2 separate regions of the Homo sapiens genome follow, and region 2 is linked to region 1. The links are chromatin loops, found by intact Hi-C in ENCODE. Cell type or tissue: CD4-positive, alpha-beta T cell. All regions are shown on one strand. Each heading gives the region's core, and the rest is flanking DNA. Links, peaks and the distances in the headings are about the cores only. Region 1 overlaps CACNA1D (calcium voltage-gated channel subunit alpha1 D). Region 2 has its middle 31 kb from the start of SELENOK.

Evidence for each region. Peaks named below come from ENCODE experiments on the same cell type or tissue, not always from the same donor. Only the 100,000 strongest peaks of a DNase experiment are listed, where the experiment ranks them.
Region 2: a loop joins it to region 1, with 6 times the contacts of the local background. A loop is called at or near these places in 7 of 110 quality-filtered maps.

What each region holds. Positions count from the first base shown.
Region 1 is chr3:53,671,432-53,681,222 of GRCh38, reverse strand. CACNA1D (calcium voltage-gated channel subunit alpha1 D) reads right to left here. Exons shown (of 48, transcript NM_001128840.3): 8 at 8,097-8,200. Among named protein-coding and RNA genes, the nearest start is that of CHDH, 170 kb to the left of the region's middle. In CD4-positive, alpha-beta T cell, for the core only: no CTCF peak of the experiment used is centred there; no DNase peak of the experiment used is centred there; H3K27me3 peaks cover 229 bases.
Region 2 is chr3:53,917,486-53,927,276 of GRCh38, reverse strand. No RefSeq gene overlaps it. Among named protein-coding and RNA genes, the nearest start is that of SELENOK, 31 kb to the right of the region's middle. In CD4-positive, alpha-beta T cell, for the core only: no CTCF peak of the experiment used is centred there; a DNase peak (open chromatin) is centred at 5,776; H3K27me3 peaks cover 273 bases.

The DNA of each region.
Region 1 (9,791 bases), core at 4,783-7,282:
GAGTCTCAAAAATACAGCTCTGAATATCAAAGCTGTTTTGTTTTTTCCAGAGAAAATCTCTTTAATAAATGGTATCAGTAAGGGCTTAAAACCAACACCTCATTCCATGCCTCTCATCTCACACACCAGGGCAGGAACAGTGGCTCTCCTTTGCTCTGTGGCACCATCAATGCTGTCTCATATGGGTGGAGAATACTTAGGGCTAGGGCTTGGGTGCATCCATCTGTTGAAACATTAAAATGAAATCCAGAAAAGGAGCTGTTGAACTTTAACAAGGAAGAGTTCCCTACACTATAGATCTACTGGTCTTTGTATACCAAGCTGCCCTGCAATACCAATATTTGATCTCTGTAAAAGCAATTTTACCATCCTGTAAAAGAATATTACACAAAAGAGAAAAAAAGCATAATGTTGACAGTAGCATCTTAGAGACAATCATCAATTTGTTTCTCACAAGCCAAATTATTAAACTCCTAAATATCCTTTTCATTGTAAAAGTAATGGCAATTGTTAATGCCTCCAATTGAATAGGGACCACAGGAAAATTATGGCTTTAATTTCAACTATTAAGGTAGCAACAGCTTTATAAAGAGCTGGGTCTGTGCATGAAAGCACTGTAATGAATTCTCTTCCCCTAGGATTTGGGATCAACAGATTCAACAGCCTCCCCTGCAACACTAATACCCTCAACAACCTCCCTCTTCTAACCTGCACATCAACAACCCAGAGCACAGGTGGAGGGGGAACTGCGGACAGAGAAGTCAACTCAGCACACAGCTCTCCATCTGCAAAACGAGCATCCAGGAGGGCACATGTGGCCAGAGGTGCCTCCTGGGTCCTCAGAGGTCTTTCTGTACATTATTAAAAAAAAAAAAAGAACTTGGTCAGGAACAGATGATAGCCACAGCTGACAAGTGAGAGCTCTACTGAATCTGTTGCTAGCGCCTGGCTGCTGTCCACTGCTGTTGCCAGGGAAACAGACGTCAGCTTGATGGAAACAAGGATCAGCGAAAACTTTCACTTACCTCGTTTCCACTGATCCCGACAGCCATTTCTATGGAAACAGTAGCTGTAAGCCAGCGGCAGAGAGGTTACCACTCACTTGTTAATGTCAGGTGTGGCTACCAGCCTGTGCACTTCAGGTACCATGGTACCAACAGCACCAGGATCCAGCTGTCAGCTACCCCCAACAGCTGTTAACTCTGCAACAAGAAAGTTCAGTGTTCAAAAGTATATATAAATGTTTAGCTAGGTTCTTTATTAGAAAAAGGAAATTTAGCACTCTCATTTAAAGCCAAATCAGAGCTTAGTTTCTTGTTCTACCAAAGCCAAGCCATGTGAGGGTACCGAAGGACCCTGAATCTTTCCGGCACCCTAACCTCAGCATTCAACTCCATTCACAATATTACTTCATGGTTCAGAAAAGGGGACATCCAACTGTGAACAAATCTTTCACGTATTAGCCTCTTCAAACCAAAGACAAATCCAGCTAAATGTGGGGAAGTACTTTGCTACAAGTAATCATTAAGGGTGTCTTTAGCATTCTGTCAGCTTAATCATCACTACAACACATAGGAAGTTATTTTTTAATCATAAGAACTATCTACAAAGAGTCCTCCCCTGTCCCTTTTAGACTGGACTTCCGTGTGCCTTAGTAGCCACTGGCCAAAAATTCTCTGTTGGCCAAGATATGGAATTAACTCACTATTGCAGTACAGTTTTATTCTGAATATGGTGACAAATCATGCCGATATCCTGGCTACCCCAGGACCCCAATAACAACCTTTTCAATGTTGTAAGCAATTACACTACTCTTTTACAAAGCAGACATATCAGAGGTATATATATTGGAGGAAATTCAATTGTCCATTTTCTGTCAGTAGATGCTGGTAAAGTGTTGAATGAGAGAAAAGTCTTTTTTTTTTTTTTTTTTTTTTTTTTTTTTTTTTTTTGAGATGGAGTTTTGCTCTTGTCACCCAGGCTGGAATGCAATGGTGCAGTCTTGGCTCACTGCAATCTCCACCTCCCTGGTTCAAGTGATTCTCCTGCCTCAGCCTCCCAAGTAGCTGGGATTACAGGCATGCGCCACCATGCCTGGCTAATTTTTGTATTTTTAGTAGAGACAGGGTTTCACTGCCTTAGTCAGGCTGGTCTCAAACTCCTGATCTCGGGTGGTCCAGCTGCCTCGGCCTCCGAAAGTGCTGGGATTATAGGCGTGAGCCACTGTGCCTGGCCAAATGAGAGAAAAATCTAATCTCAGTCATGAAAAATGTATAAGAATGCCTATTCCCAGAGGATATGTCTCCACTTAGAAAATATTCACAAGTAATACAACTACTATCTATTGGTGTGTTTTGCCTCTTGAGCCACCATTCAAGTAGAAGAAATCAGAGATTGTCTGGCTATTACTAGTATGAATTTAAATGGACCAAACCTGATTCCACTATGTAAAATTCTGGTATAGTCAGTCCACAGTACACCGGCACCAGCACCACCTTCCCTCTTCACATTCTCCATCCCATGAATCTTTGCCTTAGGAAACCAAAGCTTCCTAAAAGTAGCCATGCCTGAGTCTTTGTCTAGGCCCCTGGTATCCAATTAGCCAGAATGGGATGTAGGAGGCGAGATTCAAAAACATAAACTAGTTTGAAAATTGCCTTCAGTTTTCTATAATGCTTCGCTTCATCCATGTTCCCTTAAACTTCTAAAGATAAATAGGCCTATAGTAATACAAAATTGGATTGATTTAAAATGATACCTGTGATCTGGTAGGATCTGGAACTTACTAGAACACCAAGAATACAAATTAATTGGTATGATTTTGAATTTATAGACCTGGGCTGGGTTTACATTCAATTTTATGTCATAAGAGTGGGTTTAATAACAATATTTATTGTCTAACAACATACAAGATCTACTTAACAAAGTATTTCAAATATTTTTCATAAGTTGTTGCCAAAACCAAAGGTTTGAATTCATAAGCGAATTATAAATGATTTTGATCTATTCTTTAAAGCAAGCCCAGGAGGGGGTTTATGTAGTAATATCCTTTAGTCAGCAGTAGCTTATGTCATTATATATATAATAAAACATTTTAAAAATATAACTTGGGCTTTTCACTAACACAGACCTATCTTGGCCAGCTATTATTAATTAGTTTGAAAGGACTGAATTGATTCGATTCTTTTCTTGCATCAAATCCAGGAAGAGATGCACCCTTCCTGAACTGTCATAATTTCAATAGGCCAAGCCCTCTACATTCTTCAGCTCACTGAGTCCTCACTGAACTTCACGAAGCTGCTACTGTGATGAGCTCCATTTCACAGATGAGGAAAGTAAGGCTCAAAGAGGTAAGTAACTTGCCCCAAATCTCACAACTGGAAAAGGTAGAACAAACATTCAAGACTTGGTTGTCTGATTCTAAAGCTGGTGTGCTTAACCACTATGTAATAGAAATGCCGTTCCCCTCAATTTGTGCAAAAAAACATTGTCAAATATATAATAACAATGACTTAGACCTGCGTAATACTTTGCAGCTGACACAGTGCTTCCACATTCTCCAGAGCCACCTCTTGGGTGACATTGAGTACAACGTTGATGTGTGTGTAAAGTGTGGCCACCTGCTGGGAAATCCAGAAAATGCTACACTCCAGAATTTCCAAAGAGTACCCTGCACCCTTCCCACCTAACCCAGTGAGGGGAGTGGGGGATATCCACGGATTTAAGATAAGGATATGTTAAATTAGAAAAACCCTTTATGTATTTTTAGAAGCACTTCTACAGTCATTAGCTGATTGAAAACCACCCTGTGTGGGAGACGGCAAGACAGGATGTCGCTGATATCCTGAAGGACAAAGAGACCGAGGCTCAGGGTAACTCAGTGAAGTCCCAGAGTGAACGCGGGACTCCAGCAGGACGGAACCCAAGTCTTCCAGCCCCCTTCCTGGGGGTTGGAGCCACATCCTGGGAGCCTAGGGCGTCCCCCATCTTGCAAGCTCAGACACTGCCACCATAGGGATGGCTGGTGGCAGGTGGGCCCTGAAATGGAGAAGGAGGCAGAGCCAACCAGCCTACCACCCATGACCCCCATGGTCCCCCTGGGAATCTAGCATGATTCTAAAGATGAAAACCTCAAAAGGGAGTTCAATTAACAATTTGAAAAGTGAAAAATTGCCAAACTTCTAGAAGACCACGTGTAATATGTCTGAATTGCAGACTTAAAGAAGACATTCTTTCCAATTCCTGGTCATAATGGGAGCATATCCTCAATGACAACTTAAGGTTAAATTGCAACATTAGACATAGACATTCTCAGCCCCTCCCACAGAGCACTGTGATCAGAGATGGAAGTATTCATCTATATTCATGCATGGCTGCATAGGGTTTACAGTTCATAAACTTCATACTTACCTTGAGGGAAAAAAGACTGTTATAAAACCAAAGATTTTCCCAAAGCATCAGTGTTACAACACTTTACAAATAAACACCAAATCCAATGTGCAGATTAAAGTCTGTTCAAGAATACAATAGGATGGCATGGCCACACACATGACGGAGCCAAGGAGCAAAAACAGATACAGGTATTTCCAAATGGCTGACAGACTTGAAGACATACAGCACCATCTAACATTTCCTCGTGAGAAGGCAATCACATGGTCTCGACCAGCCTTTCTAAAATGAGGGCGTTTTAATTCAGTGCTTAGCGGATTACATTTGTGTTGGTCTGACAGTCCCTCAGGGTCTATGCAACACAAATTGTCTTCCTCTCAACATTTATATCCTTCTGGTTTTGCAGTACCTCTAGTGTTCCCTTAAAAAATTATGAAGACTCTTGAGGCTAAAATTTAAAAAAATAATAATAATTTGCTTAAACAACAACAAAAATATCAATGGGAAAGTAAGAGGGGAGTAGCAGGCAGAGAGGGAAGGTGGTGGTTGGGAGGGCGAGGGGGCGGAGGGGCGGAGGTGGAGGCATGCCAGCCCATCGTCAGTCGCCGGGGGAGATGCCTCCTCATCTCTCTAGTGCAGCTCACAGAGCCTCTGGGTCTGCACCTCTACTGAATATGTGCCCTTCTGCACTGCTTCAAAATGGGCTACCCCATGAGATAATGAACGCCTAAGCACAAGGCCGCTGTCTGTGTCTGAGACATCCTGGCACCCCTCGCCTCTGGACCAGAGCCGGGCACTCTACAGGATCTCAGGAAATACTGGCCAAATCAGGAACAAAGCTGCGAGGCTGTGCTTTGCAGACATGGTTCTGCCTTTACCCAAACCAGCCCTACCGGAGGCCTTCTGGGGGAGTAGAGAGGAGGTCATGTGCAGCCTCTAGGGGTTTGAGCACAGCCCGCACTGACAGTTAAAAATCGCAGAGAAGTCTCGGGTTTTCTTTTATAATTTCATGTGTCATTTCCAGTCTCCTCCATCAGGGATCTAAGTTTTGTTTTGATGAAAAAATATTTTTTAAAAAAATTATTTCCCCCCAAAATATATTTCAGTAAACTGGTTGTTCCATGAAGGAGTGTACCTTTTTTATCCTCCAGCTTTGGGTACCTCCCACGGAGTTGCAGGTTTAATCCCCATTTGTGATAGTGGGAAGCCCCCCCGCCCATCTTTTTCTCTTTTCTTTTTTTAAGCACCTCACGATCTGGCTCCTGCCTCTACTTCATCATGTCTGCTGGGGCAACGGTTCCTGCCTGGGAAAGCTAAAAGATAAGGGATGTCACCGGCACTGTTAAAATTAGTGGTTTCCATGGCCTCCGTCAGTTTAGCTGGGTTTAGGAGACATGAGGCGCCAAGGAATTCACAACAGGATTGCTGTTAACCTTGTATAGAAAGCTCCTGTGGCAAAATCAAATGCGATGTTATTTCTCCAGGAATAGACACCACCCTCACATGTCCAACCCTAGCCTAAGGCCACTGAGGTTTACTAGGAGAGAGACACTTCTCACGTTGAGGTGGAAGGGCCGGAGGCTTGAGGAGCCACTCATCTACAGGAGGCGGCTCAGGCAGGGGAGGGTTATGTGGCCCCATCCCAGGCTCAGCCCCCACTCCTCTCTCTGGCGGGCACTGGCCCCTGGGCCAACTCTACATAGGGACTTCCTGTGACAGTATGCGTCCCTGGTGTGGAACTGACTACATTCAATCCAGGGCAGGTTTAGGGGAAGATGCAGAAAGGAAGCCGAGATGGATAAACGCACTCTGCTTTCTGCTCTGGAAAAGGCAGTGTTTCCAAAAATGCGATTAAAGCCTTTCACTAACTCAGCATACATGAAGACATCACTTCCCCGAGATACAGCCTCGGAAAGAGCAAGATAAAGTGAGTGAGGAGGAGATAAACTTGCCTGGAATCAAATCCATCAACACTACTTCCTGAGGGTGCCTGGGCGCAGCGCAGTGACAGAGGCTCCTCTGGGAGACGTGGGCCCCTCTTGGCCTCCTGGTATCCTGCCTGCCCCCCACAACCCGGCAATGGCTGTATGAAGGAGCTGATTGTGAGAGAGCCATACAGCCCCCAGCTCCCTTCTCTGTAGCACCCCACCTTCTGGGGGTGTCTGAGAGGCGGTGTGGATGCAGGGCTGCCCACAAGGGTTCTGGGATGGCATCTCCAGCTACGGGCAAGGCAGAGCCTGCAACATAAGGAGTTCCCTTTCCAGGCCAGAATCTGTTGCACCCTCTTTATGGAGAGTCAATCCATAGAGAGGAAGTGATAAACAAGCAAACTTCAAAAATCGTGACTGAATGACGGGGTCTCTGTAAGGCCATGGGAAATGTGTGCACAAAAGTCGATCATCACTCTGCATTAAGAGAAGGATTCTGTAAGTTTCGGTTAAAACTGAATCACAGGGACAGTTCTCACAATGACAGCACTAGAACACCAAGCTAATAAAGAATCCCAATCTAAGGAAGATTTTGAAACTGTCCAGTATTTATGTGCTTGAGGCTTATTTCTCCTTCACAGTAAAATCTAAAACTCCCCTGGAAGTATTTATAATGCACTGTGGTGACCTAAAGGGGCCAGGTTATGTACTAATAGACACAAAACGACAAGGAGTTATGTACTAATAGACACAAAATGACAAGGGACAAAAGCCTCTTTCCTGGGGGAGACCAAGGCTGGAATTCCTTTAACTCACTTGTAATCCACCTCTACACGTTCACATACTAACACAACTGGCTTTGGGGGAACGTTTTCATTAAATTAACAGTGTTTGGCAAGCATTGGAAACACGGAATCTCACAGACAGATACAGGCAGAAAGAATCACAGTTCAATCCAAAAGCAACACACTGAGAGGACATCAGAGTCCAAACACATGCAGAGAAGCTGTCAGGGAGCAGCTAGGAGACACGCAGAGTTGCCTCACACGTGGCAGCAGGAGAAGGTGCAACACGGATCCGACTGCTTACCCACTAAGGACACCAAGAACCAGGTTAAGGACGAAAAATGAGCCAAGGATGATCAGACTAACAAAATACACCCATGGCCATTCCCATCCTATCGCATCATTTACCTGTAAAATGTAAGGAGATCAGTTATCAGTTATCCATTTACTAAAGAGCAGAGCCCCAGTTGCAGCTGCCAAACCTCTCAGTGCTTTGCTGAAGGTTAGTGCTCCTAGGACAGGGACTGGGCCTAGGTCCTTCCCTTTTTTTTTTTTTTTCTGCAAATAAGGACAAGCTCAGCGGCTGAAATCTACAAATGGGGACTACCAAAAGCCCACCCAATCCAGCTCATTTTGCTATCGTTTTATAACAATTAATCTGCATTATATTTGGATCCAGACAAATAAAGCAATTATAAATGTATCTCACTTTAGAACAGACAAAAAAAGGGCATGCTATGGAAATTGTTTAAATCTCAAGCAACAATGCTGATTAATTTCTGGTCAATAATCGTTCTATAGTTCTCCTTCATGAAGCCTGGTGAGGTTCCAGGAAACAGCTTGATTTGGGAAGCCTCAGCAGAAAAGAAAGCATCTCAGAGGACACATAAAATGTCTGGCAACCCCTCTTGGCGGCCCTCATCCAGCAAAGCTTGTGTGGTCTTGGCAACTGTCCTCAGGACTCTGCTTTCAAGATGAAAGAGGTGTAGCTTACCCGCTCAATACACCAAGTACAAGATTTAGTACGAAAAATGACCCAAAGATGACGAGACTGACAAAATACACCCAGGGCAATTCAAATCCCATAGCATCATTCATCTGCAAGAAATAAGATGGTCTCATAGGAGTGGGTTAATAAGAGGATTTAATAAGGAGAGAGGGTCACATTAGAGACAGCATTCTATACATTTAATTAAACATTTACTTAGATTTAAATCAGAAACAACAGTAGCCAAATCAGAGACAACAGCAGCCAACACACATTAATCACATATTCCCCATACACACACACAAGCATCCATACACACACACACACACACACACACACACACACACACACACACACACACACACACACACACAGAGTCATCAAGGCTTTCAGGCCGAATAATAGCAGATTTTGGCCCCAGGAAGGAAAATCAGCTGGGATATGGCTTTTTCTTACAGGAAACTGTCTTGATAAGTGATTTTCAGGAAAGGTCTTGGTAGAGGACAAAACTCCTGCTTAGCTAGAACCTATTTTCTATGCTGCCCAAGATTTTAGACTTTGTGTTTAAAGTTTGTGATGGTGGAAAAGTCTTAATTATAGAGACAAACTTGTACCATCTGACTCTATAAACTCTTTTTAAAAACTCCTAAAATAATCTTCTACTGGAAACCAACCTACCCAAGGAAACCAAACCCACCTTAGATCTGGATTATCTGCAACCTGTGAGTGCAAACAAAATGAATGCAGCAAAATGAATGTGAAAAAGAAATTTTTTCAAGGTCAACTAGCTGACACAAGCCACGGGCTCTTTGGGGAATGGGCTTTTTCTTAGCTGCACCCACAGAAAGGAGAAGCAGCCCTTATTCTCCACACTTAGCTTTGATCTAGATGACCCCCCTGGGAGACTGGCTCCAGCTGTGAGCTGACTGGGTTTAGAGGTGAAAGGGTGTGGCCTGAGGAACCCCATTCCCCTATTCCCGGACAAGCTCATGCTGCACATTCAGACACAGTCTCCCTGGCAGACCTGGCCAAAGGAAGCTAGAGCAAACAGGGCTTTAAGGATCACAGCTGGATGGAACTTTCCAGCAGCACAGGTCAATGTTAAATTCAGCAAAACACCTTTCCCAGGAAGGAGGTGTTAAGAACCAGTCAGGGGACAGAATGGATGGCCCAAGGTATGACCCTGCCACAACACCCAGAATTTTCAGCCAATGAGAACTGCAAACAGTCTGGATAGAGCCATCGCTCTTGCCTTGCAGGTGCAAGCCCTTAGGGTGTTAAGCATGTGCTTTCCTGCATATGATCTGGCTCCAGGTTTTAACTTTACAGAATGAGGCTCGTGCATTTCACAATGTTTGCCTCGAGAAGCCAAATAGGGAAAGTGAACATTAAAAAAAATTACCTAACATCTGTTGCTGAAGTCTAGGGAGAGGGCATTAAATCCCTTATGAAACACCTGTTTGGCCACATGAAAATTGATGTGCTTAATAGAACTCATATCAGTCTGCACATCTTACATTGGCAATTAGAGTAATGAATGAGCCTGGGCTGTGGCTGCAATTGTTGATCTAATTAAGTTGGATAAACTAATTTCAGCAGGAAGGCAGAGGGTAATTCATCCAGAGCAACTATACCACTAAACTTACTGAAAAACCCATATATGAAGAAGGAACTGGCTGCCTGGTGTGGTGGCCTGTGCCT
Region 2 (9,791 bases), core at 4,704-7,203, 250 kb before region 1:
CCTGCCTCTGTAGGCTCCACCTCTGGGGGCAGGGCACAGACAAACAAAAAGACAGCAGTAACCTCTGCAGACTTAAATGTCCCTGTCTGACAGCTTGCAGACTTAAATGTCCCTGTCTGACAGCTTTGAAGAGAGCAATGGTTCTCCCAGCACGCAGCTGGAGATCTGAGAAGGGGCAGACTGCCTCCTCAAGTGGGTCCCTGACCCCTGACCCCCAAGCAGCCTAACTGGGAGGCACCCCCCAGCAGGGGCACACTGACACCTCACACGGCAGGGTATTCCAACAGACCTACAGCTGAGGGTCCTGTCTGTTAGAAGGAAAACTAACAAACAGAAAGGACATCCACACCAAAAACCCATCTGTACATCACCATCATCAAAGACCAAAAGTAGATAAAACCACAAAGATGGGGAAAAAACAGAACAGAAAAACTGGAAACTCTAAAAAGCAGAGCGCCTCTCCTCCTCCAAAGGAACGCAGTTCCTCACCAGCAATGGAACAAAGCTGGATGGAGAATGACTTTGACGAGCTGAGAGAAGAAGGCTTCAGACAATCAAATTACTCTGAGCTATGGGAGGACATTCAAACCAAAGGCAAAGAAGTTGAAAACTTTGAAAAAAATTTAGAAGAATGTATAACTAGAATAACCAATACAGAGAAGTGCTTAAAGGAGCTGATGGAGCTGAAAACCAAGGCTCGAGAACTATGTGAAGAATGCAGAAGCCTCAGGAGCCGATGCGATCAACTGGAAGAAAGGGTATCAGCAATGGAAGATGAAATGAATGAAATGAAGCAAGAAGGGAAGTTCAGAGAAAAAAGAATAAAAAGAAATGAGCAAAGCCTCCAAGAAATATGGGACTATGTGAAAAGACCAAATCTACATCTGATCGGTGTACCTGAAAGTGATGGGGAGAATGGAACCAAGTTGGAAAACACTCTGCAGGATATTATCCAGGAGAACTTCCCCAATCTAGCAAGGCAGGCCAACGTTCAGATTCAGGAAATACAGAGAACGCCACAAAGATACTCCTCGAGAAGAGCAACTCCAAGACACATAATTGTCAGATTCACCAAAGTTGAAATGAAGGAAAAAATGTTAAGGGCAGCCAGAGAGAAAGGTCGGGTTACCCTCAAAGGGAAGCCCATCAGACTAACAGCGGATCTCTCGGCAGAAACCCTACAAGCCAGAAGAGAGTGGGGGCCAATATTCAACATTCTTAAAGAAAAGAATTTTCAACCCAGAATTTCATATCCAGCCAAACTAAGCTTCATAAGCGAAGGAGAAATAAAATACTTTACAGACAAGCAAATGCTGAGAGATTTTGTCACCACCAGGCCTGCCCCAAAAGAGCTCCTGAAGGAAGCGCTAAACATGGAAAGGAAAAACGGGTACCAGCCACTGCAAAATCATGCTAAAATGTAAAGAACATCGAGACTAGGAAGAAACTGCATCAACTAATGAGCAAAATAACCAGCTAACATCATAATGACAGGATCAAATTCACACATAACAATATTAACTTTAAATGTAAATGGACTAAATGCTCCAATTAAAAGACACAGACTGGCAAATTGGATAAGAGTCAAGACCCATCAATGTGCTGTATTCAGGAAACCCATCTCACGTGCAGAGACACACATAGGCTCAAAATAAAAGGACGGACGAAGATCTACCAAGCAAATGGAAAACAAAAAAAGGCAGGGGTTGCAATCCTAGTCTCTGATAAAACAGACTTTAAACCAACAAAGATCAAAAGAGACAAAGAAGGCCATTACATAATGGTAAAGGGATCAATTCAACAAGAAGAGCTAACTATCCTAAATATATATGCACCCAATACAGGAGCACCCAGATTCATAAAGCAAGTCCTGAGTGACCTACAAAGAGACTTAGACTCCCACACATTAATAATGGGAGACTTTAACACCCCACTGTCAACATTAGACAGATCAACGAGACAGAAAGTCAACAAGGATACCCAGGAATTGAACTCAGCTCTGCACCAAGCAGACCTAATAGACATCTACAGAACTCTCCACCCCAAATCAACAGAATATACATTTTTTTCAGCACCACACCACACCTATTCCAAAATTGACCACATACTTGGAAGTAAAGCTCTCCTCAGCAAATGTAAAAGAACAGAAATTATAACAAACTATCTCTCAGACCACAGTGCAATCAAACTAGAACTCAGGATTAAGAATCTCACTCAGAACCGCTCAACTACATGGAAACTGAACAACCTGCTCCTGAATGACTACTGGGTACAGAACGAAATGAAGGCAGAAATAAAGATGTTCTTTGAAACCAATGAGAACAAAGACACAACATACCAGAATCTCTGGGACGCATTCAAAGCAGTGTGTAGAGGGAAATTTATAGCACTAAATGCCCACAAGAGAAAGCAGGAAAGATCCAAAATTGACACCCTAACATCACAATTAAAAGAACTAGAAAAGCAAGAGGAAACACATTCAAAAGCTAGCAGAAGGCAAGAAATAACTAAGATCAGAGCAGAACTGAAGGAAATAGAGACACAAAAAACCCTTCAAAAAATTAATCAATCCAGGAGCTGGTTTTTTGAAAGGATCAACAAAATTGATAGACCGCTAGCAAGACTAATAAAGAAGAAAAGAGAGAAGAATCAGATAGACGCAATAAAAAATGATAAAGGGGATATCACCACTGATCCCACAGAAATATAAACTACCATCAGAAAATACTACAAACACCTCTACGCAAATAAACTAGAAAATCTAGAAGAAATGGATAAATTCCTCGACACATACACCCTCCCAAGACTAAACCAGGAAGAAGTTGAATCTCTGAATAGACCAATAACAGGATCTGAAATTGTGGCAATAATCAATAGCTTACCAACCAAAAAGAGTCCAGGACCAGATGGATTCACAGCCAAATTCTACCAGAGCTACAAGGAGGAACTGGTACCATTCCTTCTGAAACTATTCCAATCAATAGAAAAAGAGGGAATCCTCCCTAACTCATTTTATGAGGCCAGCATCATTCTGATACCAAAGCCAGGCAGAGACACAACCAAAAAAGAGAATTTTAGACCAATATCCTTGATGAACATTGATGCAAATTCCTCAATCAAATACTGGCAAAACGAATCCAGCAGCACATCAAAAAGCTTATCCACCATGATCAAGTGGGCTTCATCCCTGGGATGCAAGGCTGGTTCAATATACGCAAATCAATAAATGTAATCCAGCATATAAACAGAGCCAAAGACAAAAACCACATGATTATCTCAATAGATGCAGAAAAAGCCTTTGACAAAATTCAACAACCCTTCATGCTAAAAACTCTCAATAAATTAGGTATTGATGGGACATATTTCAAAATAATAAGAGCTATCTATGACAAACCCACAGCCAATATCATACTGAATGGGCAAAAACTGGAAGCATTCCCTTTGAAAACTGGCACAAGACAGGGATGCCCTCTCTCACCACTCCTATTCAACATAGTGTTGGAAGTTCTGGCCAGGGCAATTAGGCAGGAGAAGGAAATAAAGGGTATTCAATTAGGAAAAGAGGAAATCAAATTGTCCCTGTTTGCAGACGACATGATTGTATATCTAGAAAACCCCATTGTCTCAGCCCAAAATCTCCTTCAGCTGATAAGCAACTTCAGCAAAGTCTCAGGATACAAAATCAATGTACAAAAATCACAAGCTTTCTTATACACCAACAACAGACAAACAGAGAGCCAAATCATGAGTGAACTCCCATTCACAATTGCTTCAAAGAGAATAAAATACCTAGGAATCCAACTTACAAGGGATGTGAAGGACCTCTTCAAGGAGAACTACAAACCACTGCTCAAGGAAATAAAGAGGATACAAACAAATGGAAGAACATTCCATGCTCATGGGTAGGAAGAATCAATATCGTGAGAATGGCCATACTGCCCAAGGTAATTTAAAGATTCAATGCCATCCCCATCAAGCTACCAATGCCTTTCTTCACAGAATTGGAAAAAACTACTTTAAAGTTCATATGGAACCAAAAAAGAGCCCGCATCGCCAAGTCAATCCTAAGCCAAAAGAACAAAGCTGGAGGCATCACACTACCTAACTTCAAACTATACCAGAAGGCTACAGTAACCAAAACAGCATGGTACTGGTACCAAAACAGAGATATAGATCAATGGAACAGAACAGAGCCCTCAGAAATAGCGCCGCATATCTACAACTATCTGATCTTTGACAAACCTGAGAAAAACAAGCAATGGGGAAAGGATTCCCTACTTAATAAATGGTGCTGGGAAAACTGGCTAGCCATATGGAGAAAGCTGAAACTGGATCCCTTCCTTACACCTTATACAAAAATCAATTCAAGATGGATTAAAGACTTAAACGTTAGACCTAAAACCATAAAAACCCTAGAAGAAAACCTAGGCATTACCATTCAGGACATAGGCACGGGCAAGGTCTTCATGTCTAAAACACCAAAAGCAATGGCAACAAAAGACAAAATTGACAAATGGGATCTAATTAAACTAAAGAGCTTCTGCACAGCAAAAGAAACTACCATCAGAGTGAACAGGCAACCTACAAAATGGGAGAAAATTTTCGCAACCTACTCATCTGACAAAGGGCTAATATCCAGAATCTACAATGAACTCAAACAAATTTACAAGAGAAAAACAAACAACCCCATCAAAAAGTGGGCGAAGGACATGAACAGACACTTCTCAAAAGAAGACATTTATGCAGCCAAAAAACACATGAAAAAATGCTCATCATCACTGGCCATCAGAGAAATGCAAATCAAAACCACAATGAGATACCACCTCACACTAGTTAGAATGGCAATCATTAAAAAGTCAGGAAACAACAGGTGCTGGTGAGGATGTGGAGAAACAGGAACACTTTGACACTGTTGGTGGGACTGTAAACTAGTTCAACCATCGTGGAAGTCAGTGTGGGGATTCCTCAGGGATCTAGAACTAGAAATACCATTTGACCCAGCCATCCCATTACTGGGTATATACCCAAAGGACTATAAATCATGCTGCTATAAAGACACATGCACACGTATGTTTATTGCGGCATTATTCACAATAGCAAAGACTTGGAACCAACCCAAATGTCCAACAATGATAGACTGGATTAAGAAAATGTGGCACATATACACCATGGAATACTATGCAGCCATAAAAATTGATGAGTTCATGTCCTTTGTAGGGACATGGATGAAATTGGACATCATCATTCTCAGTAAACTATCACAAGAACAAAAAACCAAACACTGCATATTCTCACTCATAGATGGGAATTGAACAATGAGATCACATGGACACAGGAAGGGGAATATCACACTCTGGGGACTGTTGTGGGGTGGGGGGAGGGGGGAGGGATAGCATTGGGAGATATACCTAATGCTAGATGACCAGTTAGTGGGTGCAGCGCACCAGCATGGCACATGTATACATATGTAACTAACCTGCACAATGTGCACATGTACCCTAAAACTTAAAGTATAATAAAAAAAAAAAAGCTATCAAAAAAAAAGAGTTGGTTTACCTAAAAAATTACACAATTAATATATTTTTAAAAAACAAGAAAAATAAATAAATAAAATTATACAATAATATATTAGTTTGCTAGAGCACACATTGGGTGGCTTAAATAACAAAAATTAATTGTCTCAGTTCTAGACAGAGGAAGTCAAAAGTCAAAATATTGGCAGAGTTGGTTCCTTCTAAGGGCTGTGAATGAACAGTCTGTTCCAGGCCTCTCTTCGTTTGGCCTGTAGATGGCTGTCTTCTCCCTGTGTCTCTTCACATCATCTTCTCTTTATTTATGCATGTCTCTGTGCCCAAAATTTCCCTTTTCATCAAGACACCAATTATACTGGGTTAGGGCCCACCCTAATGACTTCACATTAACTAATTAATTTTGTAAAGACCCTCTCTTTTATGTATTTATTTATTTATTTGCTTATTTTTTGAGACAGGGTTTCACTCACTCCTGTCACCCAGGCGGGAGTGCAGTGGCACAATCTCAGCTCACTGCAGCCTCAACCACCTGGGCTCAAGGGATCCTCCTGCCTCAGCCTCCCAAGTAGCTGGCCAGCCACTGCAGGAGCCACTGGGCCTGGCTCATTTTTTGTATTTCTGGTAGAGACAGGGTTCCACCATTTTGCCCAGGCTGGTCTTGAACTCCTGGACTCAAGTGATCTGCTGGCCTTGGCCTCCAAAAGTGCTGGGATTACAGGTGTGAGCCACCATACCCAGCTGTAAAGACCCTCTCATTAAATATGGCAACATTCTGAGGTACTAGGGGTTAGCACTTCAACATATGAATTGAAGGGGACAAGAGGGAAACAGTGGACAGAATTCAACCCATAACAAGTAATTTTAAAACTGTCGAAACTTGATCAGGCATGGTGGCTCATGACTATAATCCTAGTACTTTGGGGGGCCAACATGGGCAGATCACATGAGCCCAGGAGTTCAAGACCAGCCTGGCCAACATGGTGAAACTCTGTCTCTATTGAAAATACAAAAATTAGTTGGGTATGGTGGTGGATGCCTATAATCCCAGCTACTCAGGAGGCTGCGGCAGGAGAATTGCTTCAACCCGGGAGGCAGAGGTTGCAGTGAGCCGAGTGCCACTGCACTCCAGCCTGGGCAACAGAGTGAGACTCTGTCTCAGAAACAACAACAACAAACTATTGAAACTTTCTTTAGTGAAATAATACATTTCAAGATAAGACATTCCAAATTTTTCTTTTACTCTTTTCTCTTTGGCGCCTACTTACAAACATAATTAGGTTCAGCAAAATCAGTTTTGAGCTAGCTATAGTGCCTCACATAACAGTAGATGTGCAATAAATGTGCTAATTTGAATTTTATTCTATCAGAGCCTTAATAATGAATCTGCTCAATAGTGATTACATCCCATGGAATCAAGCAAGTTCCAAATGACTACAAGACACTTTATGTCTCCAACACAACATGAATCATCTGAATGCAATGGCCTATTGAATCTTTATTTTGTAGAGCCTTGAGGGTGAAATATAGCCAAAATATTTTCTACAGGCTATTTAAATGAGACCAGATGACAGATAGATTTCTTCCTTTAATCACCACTTAAGAGGCATGGTGCCACTTAAGCCATGAAACATAAGCTACAAATAAAACAAAAACTTGCAAAAAAAAATTGGTAACAAAGGAGTTTTTGGCCATTGGCCATCAATAAAGGAAAGGAGGGAAGGAAAGAAGAAGGAGAAACTAATTAATTTAGCCACAAACATTTGTGCAGACCAAAAAATTTCCAAATTTGATGAAAGACATGAATGTAAATATCCAAGCTCAATAAACTCCAAATAGGATGAACGCAAAGAGACCCATACCAAGACATATTATAATCAAACTGTCCAAAGCCAAAACAAAAAGAGAATCTTGAAAGCAGTGAGAGAGAAGCAACTTGTCTCATACAAGGGATTCCTAATAAGATTAAAATCAATTTTTTTTTCTTTTTCTGGAGTGCAGTGGCACGATCTTGGCTCACTGCAACTTCTGCTTCCCGGGTTTAAGCAATTTTCCTGCTTCAGCCTCCCAAGTAGCTGGGATTACAGGCATGTGTCACAACACCCGGCTAATTTTTTTTTTTTTTTTTTTTTTTGTATTTTTAGTAGAGACAGGGTTTTGCCATGTTCGCCAGGCTGGTCTCAAACTCCTGACCTCAAGTGATCTGCCCTACTCAGCTACCCAAAGTGCTGGGATTACAGGTGTGAACCATCATGCCCAGCCAACATCAGATTTCTTTTCAGAAGCTTTGGAAGCCAGAAGACAGTGGGTTGATATATTCAAGGGCTATAAGCAAAAATAAACAAAAAACAACAACAAAAACCTGTCAACCAAGAATCCTACATGTGGCAAAACTGTCCTTCAGAAGTAAGGGAGAAATTATGACATTCCCTACAAATAAAAACTGAAGGAGTTTGTTATCACTAAAACTTCCCTGCACGAAATCCTAAAGGTACTGACCTAAGGAGTGAAAAAAAGAAAAGAAAAGAAATGTTAAAGGGTGTTCTGCAGGTTGAAAAGAAAAGGCAGTAACTTAAAGCCATATTGAAAAAAAAAAAAAGATATCAGTAAAGGCAAATAAACAGGCAATTACAAAAGCTAGTATTATTGTAACAATGGTGTGTAACACTACTTTTTGTTTTCCAGGTAATTTATGAGAGTTTTTAAAATACATTTTTAAAAAATTATTAGTCTAAAAGCTAGTATTGTTGTAACTTTAGTTTGTAACTGTACATTTTGTTTTCTATATAATTTAAGATATGAATGCATTAAAAATTATTAGCTGAAGGTTTTCAACACATAAAGTATAAAGATGGATTCCTGTAACATGAACAGCTGAAAATGATGGGAACAGAGCTTCTAAAGGAGCAGAGTTTATATATGTTATTAAATTTAACCAGATGTAAATTCAACTTTTGGATATTAAATGTAATCTCCATGGTAATCACAAAGAAAAAAATAGCTAAAGCATATACACAAAAGGAAATGAAAAAGGAATTTAAACATTTTGCTACAAAAAAAATCAACTAAGCACAAAAGAGAGCAGTAATGCAGGAAATGAGACACAAAAAAACCTATTATATGGCATATGGAAAACAAATAGCAAAATAACAGAAGTAAGTTATTTCTTATCAGTAATTACTTTAAATGTAAATAGATTAAATCTTCCAGTCGAAAGACAGAGATTGACAGAATGGATTAAAAAATGGTTTAACTATATGCTGTCTACAAGAGGCTCATTGGTTCCAAAGACACAATTAGGTTGATGAAAAAGGATATTCCATGCAAATAATAACCTAAAGAAAGTAGATGTGGTGAATATGCTAATATCAGACAAAATAGACTATAAATCAAAAAAAGATTACAAGAGAGATAAAGAAGGATATTATATATTAATAAAAGGCTCAATATGGAAAGAAGATATAACAGTTATAAACTTTTGCAAAACAAATAACAGACCATCAAAATACATAAATTAAAAACTGACCGAATTGAAAGGAGAAATAGACAGTTCTACAATAATAGTTGGAGACTTCAATACCTCACTCTCAATGACGGATAAAACCGACAGAAAATAAGTAATAGAAGACTTGAACAACATAATCAATCAACTATGTCTAACAGACATATACAGAACACTTTATTCAACAACAACAGAATATACATTCTTCTCAAGTGCAAAAACATTTTCCCAAAATACCTTATGTTTGGCCACAAATTAAGTCTCAATAGATTTTAAAACACAGATACCATACAAAGTGTCTTCTCTGAGCACAATGGGATGAAGTTAAAAATCAATAATGGAAGGAAAATTGGAAAACAGACAAATTTGTGGAAATTAAATACCATCATATTGGCGATTAGGATTTCAACATATGAATTTTGGGGGAACTACAAACATTCAGTCTGTAGCACTACTTCAACATGATAAAAACTGTGTATGAAAAACCCACAGCTGGCTGGGCGCAGTGGCTCACGCCTGTAATCCCAGCACTTTGGGAGGCTGAGTTAGGCGGATCACAAGGTCAGGAGATGGAGACCAGCCTGGCTAACATGGTGAAACCCCGTCTCTACTAAAAACACAAAAAAATTAGCTGGGCGTGGTGGCGGGCGCCTGTAGTCCCAGCTACTTGGGAGGCTGAGGCAGGAGAACGGTGTGAACCTGGGAGGTGGAGCTTGCAGTGAGCCAAGATCGTGCCACTGCACTCCAGCCTGGACAACAGA